Linked DNA regions of Homo sapiens: all the other regions are linked to region 1. The links are chromatin contacts, found by Hi-C or POLR2A ChIA-PET in ENCODE. All regions are on one chromosome and are shown on one strand. The core of a region is the stretch at or near the end of the contact, and the rest is flanking DNA. Distances in the headings are between cores, read along the strand shown. Region 1 holds the start of CWC25 (CWC25 spliceosome associated protein). Region 2 holds the start of WIPF2 (WAS/WASL interacting protein family member 2). Region 3 holds the start of ORMDL3 (ORMDL sphingolipid biosynthesis regulator 3).

What was found. Hi-C counts contacts between places; a loop is a spot of excess contacts on that map. ChIA-PET counts read pairs that join two places held with the same protein, here RNA polymerase II (POLR2A). Pooled maps may share reads with other maps.
Region 2: a loop to region 1 is called in a pooled map, with 5 times the contacts of the local background. The contact joins the promoter of WIPF2 here to the promoter of CWC25 in region 1. A Hi-C loop is called at or near these places in 1 of 50 pooled maps. POLR2A ChIA-PET finds 5 or more read pairs at or near these places in 2 of 52 experiments (T-cell and naive thymus-derived CD8-positive, alpha-beta T cell).
Region 3: a loop to region 1 is called in a map of CD8-positive, alpha-beta T cell, with 18 times the contacts of the local background. The contact joins the promoter of ORMDL3 here to the promoter of CWC25 in region 1. A Hi-C loop is called at or near these places in 2 of 168 maps with a recorded cell type or tissue (CD8-positive, alpha-beta T cell and dorsolateral prefrontal cortex), 1 of 37 single-sample maps with no recorded cell type and 12 of 50 pooled maps.

What each region holds. Positions count from the first base shown.
Region 1 is chr17:38,822,969-38,827,193 of GRCh38, forward strand. CWC25 (CWC25 spliceosome associated protein) reads right to left here and starts at 2,353. Exons shown (of 10, transcript NM_017748.5): 1 at 2,198-2,353. The coding sequence starts at 2,215. It overlaps MIR4727 (microRNA 4727), which reads left to right and starts at 2,870; the gene lies at 2,870-2,924. RefSeq lists an enhancer at 1,061-1,692.
Region 2 is chr17:40,216,829-40,221,053 of GRCh38, forward strand. WIPF2 (WAS/WASL interacting protein family member 2) reads left to right here and starts at 2,476. Exons shown (of 8, transcript NM_133264.5): 1 at 2,476-2,664. RefSeq lists enhancers at 1,817-1,866, 2,307-2,416, 2,317-3,095.
Region 3 is chr17:39,926,351-39,930,575 of GRCh38, forward strand. It overlaps ORMDL3 (ORMDL sphingolipid biosynthesis regulator 3), which reads right to left and starts at 1,251. Exons shown (of 4, transcript NM_139280.4): 1 at 1,134-1,251. LRRC3C (leucine rich repeat containing 3C) reads left to right here and starts at 1,382. Exons shown (of 4, transcript NM_001195545.2): 1 at 1,382-1,464. It overlaps LOC124903999 (a long non-coding RNA gene), which reads left to right and starts at 370. Exons shown (of 2, transcript XR_007065750.1): 1 at 370-412; 2 at 578-652. RefSeq lists enhancers at 505-1,115, 1,116-1,727.

The sequences.
Region 1 (4,225 bases), core at 1,103-3,602:
CTGGGACTACAGACATCCGCCACCATGCCCAGCTAATTTTTTTTGTATTTTTAGTAGAGACGGGTTTCACCGTGTTAGCCATGATGGTCTCGATCTCCTGACCTCATGATCTGCCCGCCTTGGCCTCCCAAAGTGCTAGGATTACAGGTGTGAGCCACCACACCCAGCCTGACTCCAACTTTTTTTTTAACTTTTTTTTTTTTTTTTTTGAGACGAGGTCTTGCTCTGTCACGCAGGCTAGAGTGCAGTGGTGCAATCTTGGCTCACTGCAACCTCCACCTCCTGGGTTCAAGCGATTCTCCTGCCTCAGCCTCCCAAGTAGCTGGGATTACAGGCGCCCGCCACTGCTCCCAGCTAATTTTTGTATTTTTAGTAGAGACGGGGTTTCACCATCTTGGCCAAGCTGGTCTCAAATCCTGACCTCGTGACCCACCCGCCTCTGCCTCCCAAAGTGCTGGGATTACAGGCATGAGCCACTGCACCTGGCTGAGACTCCATCTTAAAAAAAAAAAAAGAAAAGAGAATGGACTGGAGAGGACCAGGAGACCAATTAAGAAAATAAGATCATGTCCACAAGGTACTTGGCATGTGGAAAATGTTCGGTCAATGAGAGCTCCCTTTTCTTCCTTTTCTCTTCCCCTCCTTGTCCTGCCTCTCCCCTTCGTCAGGTCATTCAGTTGGTTGGTTGTGGGTCAGTCCGTCAGTTGGTCTGACCATCCGTCCATCCTTCCGTCCTTCCTCCCTCACTCCCTCCCTCTTTCTCCCTCTAACCCTTCCCATCTTGTCCTCCCTGCCTCAAGCATAGATTATTTTGCTCCCCAGGGAGAAAATCTTCTGGAGTCATTTTTGGCTGTCACAACTGGTGGAGACGGGTGTTAGTGGATAGCTCCAGTCTAGTGGCTAGAGGCCAGTGATGCTGCTAAACATTCTACAATGCACAGGACAGCCCAACTACCACCACTACCACACACCCCCAAAGAATTATCTAGGCCAAACTGTCAAGAGCGCTAATGTTGAGAAACCCTGGATTAGAGCTTTCCTGTCCTTAAATGCAGTTATGTGAAGAATACACTAAATTGGATGAAACTAGATGGAGTCCTGGCACTCACTGTGATTGAGAACACATGACAAACTAATAGGTTTACTGGGCAGGCGGCTAAGCTGATCTACTTGCTGGTTCAATTAGCTCCACTTTCCGGAGGCTAGCATTTTCCCAACCTTGCCCCATGCTCTTGTGGGTACATTTACCCTATTTGGGGCCTTAGCGCTTTACAAATGAACGTTTCAGTTTAAGAGACATTGCCACATAACTTATATTAAGTGGTATGAATTCAAAAGCAAGCTCTGCCACTACAGATCAGAATCCAGCACTGAAGGAGGTGTGGAAGTCAGAAAGATGGACAGGAAGATCCCTTCAGGCTTAAAAAGGACCCCAGGGCCGGGCGCTGTGGCTAACCCTTGTAATCCTAGCACTCTGGGAGGCCGAGGCGGGCGGATCACTTGAGGTCGGCAGATCGAGACCAGCCTGACCAACATGGAGAAACCCTGTCTCTACTAAAAATACAAAATTAGCCGGGTGTGGTGGCGCATGCCTGTAATCCCAGCTACTCGGGAGGCTGAGGCAGGAGAATCGCTTGAACCCAGGAGGGAAAGGTTGCGGTCAGCCGAGATCGCGCCATGGCACTCCAGCCTGGGCAACAAGAAACTCCGTCTCAAAAAAATAAAAAATAAAAAACGACCCCAGGGCATGGCTTAGGGTAGGGAGAATGGGGCACAAACCACCCCTACTTCAGTCCAGGACATGACTCTGAACTCTCACCCAAGGAAGAGAGGTGTGTGGCAAGACAAGATATACAAAACAAAGTGTGGTGACACGTCCTCCATATCTACCTCCTTTCCTAGCCATGGCTCCATCCGCCCCCTCCCCGGTCTTCCCAGAATTTACAGCCGGTAGAGCCGCAGTCAACAAACACGCAAACACCACCTGTCACTGTTCGCGACACACCTCGGACTTTCCCAAATCTCAGTCCCACCCCTCCATTGCCCTAAGGATCCATCCCCTCTTCAGGGCAACGGCCTCCTCCCGGCGAAAGCAAAGCTGCGTTGCCATGGTTATCCACTCCTTCCTCTACCCCCACCCCCTGCCAATTTCCGTCCCGGCCTCAGTCCTCCCCCGCCCAGGCCTCCCTCCACTCACCAGGTCTCCGCCCCCCATGACGGTGGAGACGATTCCTCACTACGCGGATCTGGAAGATTTCGGGAGGATCAAGAGAAAACGTAGAGAAATAGTTCGGGGGCTACCTCGCGGGATCTAGTCCCAGGAGCCGTCAACTGCCAGTTTCACCACCGCTCTAGAGGTCACTTCCGGGAGGGCGTCATCTCACCGCGTCGGCGTCGCGGAACGATGACGTACAGGGCTCGGTCGCGCTTTGTGACGTTGGCGTTACTTGCAGATTTTGCAAAGGTCCGGGCTCCGCTGTCGAGGCCTTTGCTGTCGAGGTCTCATTTTGGCTGCTTCGGGTCGCCACGTTGCCTGATGTCCCAGACTCTCTGTTGAAACGCCACAACTCTGTTCAGTGATGGGTTGCCGTGGGCCTGTGCCCACGGCTGTGTTGCCATGGCAGCTCACCAGGGCATTCGGCTCAAAGCTCCACGTAGTCTCTGCTAGACCTAAGGTGGACCAGACTAGGCCTCCTCCCCTCACCCTGCACACACCCCCACGCTCCAGTTTTCCAAAACGGCTTTGCAAACTGGCGCTTTCCTCAGACCTTGACTCACAGCAAATCCCCTTATGCCAGGCCTATTTTACGAAGCTAAATAGAAACCATCAAATCGAAATTCCATCAGCTTCCGTTTGCCAAACTTTTAAAATCTGCCAGCTTCCACAGTGGCAGATTTTCCCATAGTGGGAAGCTGGCAGATTCCTTTCCCTTCAGTTACTATGTGTTTTTGGCATGTTTTTCTTTTTTCTTTTTCTTTTTCTTCTTCTCCCTTTGTTTTTGTTTTTTGAGAAGGAGTTTTGCTCTCCCAGGCTGCGGTCGAAGCTGACTGCAACCTCCGCCTCCCGGACAGCAATTCTCCTGCCTCAGCCTCCCAAGTCGCTGGGATTACAGGCGCCCGCCACCCGCCCGGCTAATTTTTGTATTTTTTGTAGAGACAGGGTTTCACCATGTTGCTCAGGCTTGTCTCGAATTTCGACCTCAAGTGATCTCCCCGCCTCAGCCTCCCAAAGTGTTGGGATTACAGACATAAGCCACCGCGCCTGGCTATTTTTATTTTTGTAGCAACAGGGTTTTGCCATCTTACCCAGGCTTGTCTCAAACTCCTGGACTCAAGCAATCCTCCTACCTCGGCCTCCTAAAGTGCTGGGATTACAGGTGTGAGCCACTGCGCCCGACCTGTTTTGTAATTTTCAGAATAGAAGTTTTGCACATCTTTTGTTAAATTTATTCTAAATGTTGTATTTTTTGTGATGCTATTTTATTTATTTATTTATTTATTTATTTATTTATTTATTTATTTATTTATTTATTTATTTCGAGACGGAATCTCACTCTGTTGCCCAGGCTGGAGTACAGTGGCGCAATACCAGCTCACTGCAACCTCCGCCTCCTGGGTTCAAGCGATTCTCCTGCCTCAGCCTCCCGAGTAGCTGGGATTACAGGCATACGCCACCACGACCTACTGATTTTTGTGTTTGTAGTAAAGATGGGATTTCACCGTGTTGGCCAGGCTGGTCTGGAACCCCTGACCTCAGGTGATCCGCCTACCTTGGCCTCCCAAAATGCAAGGATTACAGGCACCCGGCCTGTGATGCTATTTTAAATAAAATTTAAAAATTTTAATTTTCCAATTGTTTGCTACTAATAGATAAGAACGTGCTTTTGTATAGTAACCTTCTATTTTACAGGCTTGCTAAATTCACTTATTAGTTCTTATGGCTTTTTAAAAATACTTATTGCCCGGGCGCGGTGGCTCACTCCTGTAATCCCAGCACTTTGGGAGGCCGAGGCAGGTGGGTGGATCACCTGATGTTGGGAGTTTGAGACCAGCCTGGCCAACATGGAAAAACCCCATCCTACTAAAAATACAAAAATTAGCCGGGCGTGGTGGCGGGTGCCTGTAATCCCAGCTACTTGGGAGGCTGACACAAGAGAATCACTTGACCCTAGGAGGTGGAGGTTGCTGTGAGCCAAGATGGCACCACTGCACTATAGCCTGGGCG
Region 2 (4,225 bases), core at 1,226-3,725, 1.4 Mb after region 1:
TTCAGTTATTGGAATGTGCCATGATTCTTCTTGCTTTGCCCAAACTCTCCCTACAATGCTTTTCCTTCACTTCTTCCCTGGTCAATTCCTACCTGTCCCTCAAGTCTCACTTAGAATATGGGTATGGCCTCACTTAGTTACTTTCTTTTTTCTTCCTTTAGACAGGGTTTCACTCTATTGCTCGGGCTGGAGTGCAGTGGCCAATCATGGCTCAGCCCAGCCTTGATCTCCTGGGCTTAAGTGATCCTCCCATATCAGCCTCCCAAGTAGCTGGAACCACAGGCTCACACCACCGTGTCCAGCTAATTTTTTTTTTTTTTTTTGAGACAGAGTCTCACTCTCGTTGCCCAGGCTAGAGTGCAATGGAGTGATCTCAGCTCACCGCTACCTCCGCCTCCTGGGTTCAAGCGATTCTCCTGCCTCAGCATCCCAAGTAGCTGGGATTACAGGCATGTGCCAACACACCTGGCTAATTTTGTATTTGTAGTAGAGACGGGGTTTCACCATGTTGGTCAGGTTGGTCTCGAACTCCCCACCTCAGGTGATCTGCCCGCCTTGGCCTCCCAAAGTGCTGGGATTACGGGCGTGAGCCACCGTGCCCGGTTATATCCGGGTAATTTTTGTAGTAACAAGATTTCACCATGTTTCCCAGGCTGGTCTTGAACTTCTGGGCTCAAGCGATCCCCCCTGTCAGCCTCCCAAAGTGCTGGGATTACAGGCATGAGCCACTGCACTTGGGCCATTTACCTTTTTCATGAAGCCTATATCACTATTTCCCCAAGTCTGGGTGAGATGTCCCTATATTCATCCCAGCGGCTGCCCTTATCACAGAGTGTGTGATAGAGCATGGGGCTTTACATTAGCTACAGTGGGCAGTGAATGCCCTCTGAGGACGAAGCATTTGCAGTAAGGCTTGAAAAATGAGGAAGAGGCGGAGGATAGCCAGTACACAGTCCCTGAGGTGGGAACTGCTGAATGGGGTACATTGCAGTGATAGAAATCAGGTCCTCATAATGTAGAGTGAGTGAGGAGGGGACAGGCAGGGGATGAGGTTGAAGAGTTGGGAGGCTCTGGTAAGGTGTTTGGACCCACCATCTCCCTGGCTCCATCGCCCCACGTATGGCCATGCAGGATGTAGACAGCTGAAAATCTTTACCTCGTGTCCTTGATCCCTATGCCTGCTGTGTTCCCTGCCTTCTCTGATTAATAATAAAATTCCATTCATCCTTCAAGGCCCAGCTCCAAACCATTTAGGAAACCTCCTTCCATTCTTTAGCAGGAATTAATTGCTCCCTTGTCTGACGTCCCACAGCACTAATCACACGCTGACTTGTATCTCAGCTAGCTGTTTATGCCAGTCTGCCCACCAACGTAGTGAGTTCCCTGAGGGCAGAGGCTCTGTCTTAGTCACCTCTGTAGCCATCTCCTGGTGTTTAGCAGGTACTCAATGTGACATTTACTTGACTAGTGGGTGGTGCCTAGTACTACTCATGGCAGAATAGAAGGAAAACAAAAATAATAACAACTTATGCTCTATCACGTTTTCCCATTCATTAACTGATTTCAGCTTTGCAACAACTCTATGAGACAGACGGGACAGGCACTATTAGACCCATTTTACAGATAGGGTAGCTAAGGCCCAATGGCACACAGCTTGTAAGTAATGGGGACTAAGTCCCAATCTTGCCCCCTTACTTCGGATTCTGTGCTGGGAATGGAATTAAACCAAGAGTATTTTGAAGCTATAATGGAAAGCGCTTTTCTGGGTGGACTAGGGAGAGATACTTAGTCAGCTGTCAGGGTTTAACAGCAGCTCCATCAAAGAGGGCACAGGATTTCTCTCTCTGGCCCAAGCAGCTGGAGGGGTCCACAGCACCATCCTATAGCCCTGGAAGCTGGAGGAAACCCCAGCCCGAGAAAGAAGAGACGGTGTTCGAGTCAGGTGGGTAAGATGACGTAAATGATGACTTGTGAGCAGTGGCCTGCCTCTGTTGCCATGACAACCGGAGCTTGACTACTTGGCCTTTGCAAGGTTGGCCGAGGCGGGTTCTTCGTTAACTCGAGATTAAGGAAGGATATTTAGGGGGGAGGGTGTGTGTGTGTGCGGCGGATTAAAGACGAAAGGAGTATATTCAACAATGACTGTTTAGCTCAGTGGTTCTCCACCTTGGCAACACGTTAGAATCACCTGCAACAATTTCCTGATGCCTAGGCTGCACCCCAGAATTAAATTATAATTTCCAGGGGTGGGAACCAGGCATCATAGTATTTAAATCTTGCCAGGTGATTCCAATTGCAGCTAAAGTTGCAAACCCAGCTTTTAGCTGGTAAGCGGAATTCCTGTGACCTTCCTAAGATGGCGTCCACTCAACCGCTTCCGCCTTTACGTGGGCCGGCAGGGGGCGGGCTTCCCAGGGGCGCATGCGTCTCGCATCTCTCCGCTCCCTGCTCTCTCCTCCTTTTTCCCCCGCCTCCATTTTGTTCGCGGACGCTGGGGACGGTGGGAGCAGATCCATTTCCGGGTTGGCAAAAGGGGCGGTGGCGGCGGCGGCGGCGGCGGCGGCGGCGGCGACGGCGAGAAAGAGCTTGCCGGGGGGCGAGCAGGACAGGACGAAGCCGGAGTGTAGGCGGCAGAGGATTCGCTCCCAGAGCAGCTGCGGCCAGGTCGGAAAGAGGCCGGGGCGGCTGGGTCAGTCGCTGAAATGACCTGCGGACCTGAGTGGGAGGGAAAGTCGCGGGGAGGGGGGCTCGGGGCGGGGCTTGAGAAGAGAGGGGGGCATTAGAGGAGGGGCCGGAGGGGGAGAGGGGTCTTGCGGGTGGGGCCTGAGGGGCGGGGGGCCGGGGGACTGTATCGGAAGAACCTGGAGGAGAGAGGGCGTGGGGAATCTGGGGAGGAGTGGTCGAATATTGGTATGGGGCGAGCGGGGACTGGAAAAATGGGGAGGAACGTTTTTGAGAGACAGGCAATAAGGGCTCCTGAAGGGTTGGGTGAGTTAAGGCGGCAACTCTGTGAGGAACGAGGTAATCGTGCGCAAAAAGGGAGACGGGAACGGAGGACCTGTTGGGAACGGCTAATTAGCAGGATGCTGTGGGTGAGGAGTCCAGTGTGACATTTTGGGGATTGAGTTAGGTGAAAGCTAGTGTTTGGGAAGATGGCTCGGGAAACTGCTTACACTAGAGGGAATCTTGAGAGCGTTCTTTGAAAAGGAATCAGAATTTAGTTAAAGGTTGGATTGAGAATGTTAAGATGCGCATTGGAACGTCTGGAGTTGAGGGTTCATGTTGAAGTGGTGTGAAGTGAGGGAAGATGGAATTTTTTTTTTTTTGTTTTAAAGGTGGGGTCTGGCTATGTTGCTCAGACTAGTCTTGAACTCCTGGGCTCAAGCGATCTTCCCACCTTGGACTCCCAGAGTGCTGGGATTACAGGTGTGAGCCACTGCACCCGGCCAAGATGGAAATGTTAAAGTGTTCAGCATGGCAGTGTGTATGGTCGAGTTTTTTATCAGGAAGGAAAGTTCTTAAAAATAGCATTGAGGCAAGGAACTGATATGTGATGGAATTCTTTTTTCTTTTTTTTTCTTTTAAGAGACGTGGTCTCACTCTGTCGCCCGGGCTGGAGTGCAGTGGCATGATCATGGCTCCTTAAAGCCTCGACCTCCCGGGCTGAAGTGGTCCTTCCACCTAAGCCCCGCCAATAGCTGGGACCACAGGTGTGACCACTACTCCCGCCTAACGTGTGTGTGTGTATATATATATATATATATATATATATATATATATATATATATATGTATATATATATATTTTTTTGTTGTTGTTGTTGGAGACAGAGTCTTGCCCTGTTGTCCAGGCTAGTCTGGAATTCCTGGGCTCAAGTGATCCTCCTGTCTCGGCCTCCGCAAGTGCTGGGATTACAGGGATGAGCCACTGTGCCTGGCCCAGAATTCGTTTTTTTTTTTTTTTTGAGATGGAGTCTCGCTCAGTGGCCTAGGCTGGAGTGTAGCGGTGCGATCTCGGCTCACTGCAAGCTCCGCCTCCCGGGTTCACGCCCATTCTTCTGCCTCAGCCTCCCGAGTAGCTGGGACTATAGGTGCCCACCACCACACCTGGCTAATTTTTTTTTGAATTTTTAGTAGAGACGGGGTTTCACTGTGTTAGCCAGGATGGATGGTCTGGATCTCCTGACCTCGTGATCCGCCCGCCTCTGCCTCCCAGAGTTCTGGGA
Region 3 (4,225 bases), core at 1-2,500, 1.1 Mb after region 1:
GAGATCAATAAACTAACAAAAAGACTGGCAATGAGGAAACACTCTTGAGACTTTCGTGTGACTATGGATACATATCACTTCCATTAGTAAAACAACCAACTGGCCCCTACCCTAGATGGGGAGAAACAGAGAGAAGAGGCTGGCAGAGGTCGACTAGGTCTACAGGAGTTGAGCCGAAAACTTCTGCTGCCATAGCTGGCAGGTGGCTGCTTAGTGCTGGGCCCTGATGTGGTTTCATAACCTGCCTCAAACCAGAGCCTGCAGCAACTCTGTTGTGTTAACCACTTTTTTGCTGGTAGCTCTTTCCCCCTCCTTCCCGCCCCACCCTCTTGGCTCCACATACAAATATCCGGGCCCAGCCAGTATGCCAGACACTCAAGCCAAGGCTGAGCACCACCAGGGCAGCCACCAGGTGAGCCCTTCCCATTCCCTCCCCCAGGAAAGAGCAGCCCTCACAACAGCAAACCTCCTGTCTTCTGGAAGAGGAGCACAAAACATCCAGGCCTGGATGGGGACCCCAACGGGGAGTCCGGGGCAGCACGTCACAATGCCATGTCCATTCCGCCCACCCCCCAAGCTGCAGGACCACAGCTGATAACCTCTCAACTTTGGCCCAGCCACCCCGACTGGGGGAGGGCGGTAGGAGCGGAAAGCGAGTGCCCAGGCGAACCCGCACTAAGCACAGGAGAGGAGGAGCGAAGAGGCGGAGTCCTCACTGTTGTTGGGGTTTTCTGAGTGAGACCTCGGGTGCGGGGCCGGGGGGAGGGGTCCCGCTCTGTTCCCCAGCCTGGGTCTTCGCACTCGGAACCCGGTCCGGTCCGGGACCCCACAGCCATCTCCACGCGTTCACCCAGCCCTGGAGGCAGCCAAACGTTTATCCCCGAAGCCGAGCCGCTCCCCGCCTCCCACCCCTAGCCGAGGCGCTCCTCCCGACGTTCCACCCCCGGCCTCCCGCTCGCACTTTATTCCTTGGCCACCTCCCCAGCCGATGCACCCCCTCGGCTGATGCACTCCCTCCACCCCCCACTCCCTCTGCCCCCGTCTCTCCAGCCCGGGGCGCCTCCCCAGCAGCCCCCACCTTCTCTCCCGCCCCTCCCGTAGCCCTGGGGCCTCTTGGTTCCTTCCGGGCTCACCGTGTGGGGCCGAAGATCAACGGCCCGGGAACGGTTCCCGGGAGCGGGGGCCGCTGCTGCTCCAGCAGCTGTAACAACCCGCGGCTGCAGCCTCCCCGCTGGCAGCTCCGGCCGAATCAGCGCTCCGCGCCGGTCCCCGTACGTCACCGCCCCGCGCCGGCACGCCCGACGCCTTCTGGGAGTTGTAGTTTCTTCCGCTGGCTCCGGGCCGGCCCTCCCGACGCCTCCTGGGAGTTGTAGTTTTTCCTGGGCTCCGTTCCCGGCCTCTTCGGGGACGCACGGTTGGAAGTTGTACCGTGACGTGATGGTCAGATCGGATGATAGAATTTTGGTGCGTAACAATTCCAACTTTTGCTTCTGTGCCCTTCAAGTGTATTTTATCCGTGCCCCAGTTTTGCAGATGAGGAGACTCGGACTTGTAAGTAACTTTCTGTAGGTCTTTGCTGGGTCCTAGACTGGATCGAAACCCAAATATTCTGACCCCAACTGCAGGATTTTTCCACTGCACCTGGCTGCCTCCGCCCTGGCCCCAGATTGGCTCCTCCAGAAACAGACTAGCCCGGCCCTTTGCCCTGCTGGGCCCTCCTGGGAGAGCGCTTTTCACAACATTGGCTGGGATGAGGGTCTGGAGGGCCCGGAACGGAGCCTGCCTTCTCCTTCTCAGTCACGCTTGGCCCAGGCTGCCCCGGACCGGGCCACATCCTTGGCCGCCCCGCACCTGACGTGAGAAGAGGCTACGTATCATAGATTCCTCCATCAGTAGTAAGGAGCCTGAGTTTCTGTCTCAGGTCAGCTTGTGTGGCTTTGAATGAGAGGCTCTGGTCTGCAGTTTTCACATCTGCATCGTCTAAAGGCAAGGGCACAGACTTTACTGCCTGGTAGACATGGGGTAGGCCCTCCTTTATTGGCAGTGTGACCCTGGGCAAATTACTTGTCTTAATCTCCAATTCCACACCTGTGAAACCCCACCTCCAAGGTTGTGGGAACCCAAAAGAATGTATGTAAAGCACCTGTTGCATTGTAGGAATCTACTTAATATTACTGTAGGAGGTTGAACTAAATGGCTCTTGAGGTCTCCTCGGTTACTCCCATTCTCCATGTCACCAAGAGGTCTTGTCTGGGTAGTTTCAACTCCTTACCCAGCTTCTTTCTAAGTCCACTCTATGCAGGGCAGGGCTGGAATAGCAAGGTCAGATGATGTCATGGCATGCCAACCTGACTCTGAATGGCAGTTCATGGCACCCTGAACTGAAAGTGAGGGAACAGGAAGGAAAAGGCTAGCCCAGGGAAACTGCGGAGCACTTTACTCGGACTACACCTACCTTTCCTTCCCCAGGGGGCTGCCAGGAAACAGTTGTCACACAGCTGGAGTGGGACCCCCAGAGGCACTTAGTGGTCACCAGGCAGGTGGGTATTTGAACCACCCAGAGCAGAACAGGCAGCTTCTTCAATATTTCCAGGGCCAATGGCCCCAAAAGGGCTCATTCCAAGATCGAAATAATCATCTGAGTCTGAAATAGCTCTGCCTATGTCCTGTGGAAGTTTCTCCTGGTTTGTGGAGGTGCCTTTCCTTATAGTCATCTTTCTGCAGACATAAGCAAACCCAGTGTTGTTCTTTTCACAGAAACCTCCCCAGCATTAAGGCAAGAAAGGTGTCTCTGTTTTTTCCGAAGTGTGCCTGCTTGACTCCTTTGATTTTTCTCTGGGATTCTTCATCCTCCATCAAGTTGATCGATCCCTCTGGATCTTGGTCAGTTTCCTGACATCTCTATGAAGTTCAGTGACCCAGACTGAGTCCACGTCTCAAATAAGGTTCTGACTAATGCAGAGTCTAACAGAAAGATTACTGAACATGTCATGCACTATTAATAACTCCTGTTATCGAGGATTTTTTTTTCACAATAGGAATGAACAGAGTTCTGACTCACTCTAGGTTTGTGGTAAATTGCAGATCACTTTCTGCTTTATTTAGCGGGAGTCCCTGTTGTCATCTTTCTCCTTCTCTCTTGGCCCTCATAATTATCATATCTTCCCCAAACGTTCTTCAGCTGTGAATAGCCCTAAGCACTATTCAGAGTGAGTGACAGCTCTCTTATTTCGTGCTGGGGGACATACAAACCCTTGGACAAACACTTGTCACTGTGTGCCAAGAAGCTGAAAAATTCTTCTTGCCTCAGAGCCATAATTACACTTTTGGTAGCATATTCTAAGGAAGTCATCCCATGTACAGGAAAAGCTGCAATGTGTCAGGATGTTCATTCCAGCAATATTTATAGTAGTGAAAAACTGAAAGCAACCAAATGCCCAAGAAAAAAATTACAGTATATCCACTGGATGGAATAGTATGAAGCCATTTAGGACAGATTGTGAAAACCCTGTGGCAGTATGGGGAATGTTTGCTAAGTTATATGAAAAGATGAGGACACAAAATAGCATAACATACATTCCCCAGGGATATAGTCAGCAAAGTCTAGAATGAAGAAAATTAGGACAAACACCCAATTCCCTTAACAAATAAAACTGGGGCCAGGTATGGTGACTCACGCCTGTAATCCCAGCACTTTGAGAGGCCAAGGCTTGTGTCCAGGAGTTCGAGACCAACCTGGACAACATGGTAAAACCCCGTGGTCTACAAAAAATACAAAAATTAGTTGGGCATGGTGGTGTGTCTATAGTCCCAGCTACTCAGGAGGCTGAGGTGGGAGGATCAATTGAGCCCGGGAGGTCAAGGCTGCAGTGAGCTGTGATCGTGCCAGTGCATTCCAGTCTGGGCAGCAGAGTGAGATCCTGTCTCAAAAAAAAAAAAAAAAAAAAAGGAAAAAAAAGAGGGGGAGAGACTTACAGATTAAAATAAATTAAATGATATATCAACTAAAAGTCTTATTTGGATCCTGATTCAAGCAAACTGACTTTAAAAAAAAAAAAAAAAAAAAAAAAAAAAAGGCCGGGCATGGTCACGCATGCCTGTAACCCCAGTACTTTGGGAGGCCAAGGTAGGCGGATCACCTGAGGTCAGGAGTTTGACACCAGCCTGGCCAACGTGGTGAAACTCCGTCTCTACTAAAACTACAAAAACTAGCTGGGTGTGGTGA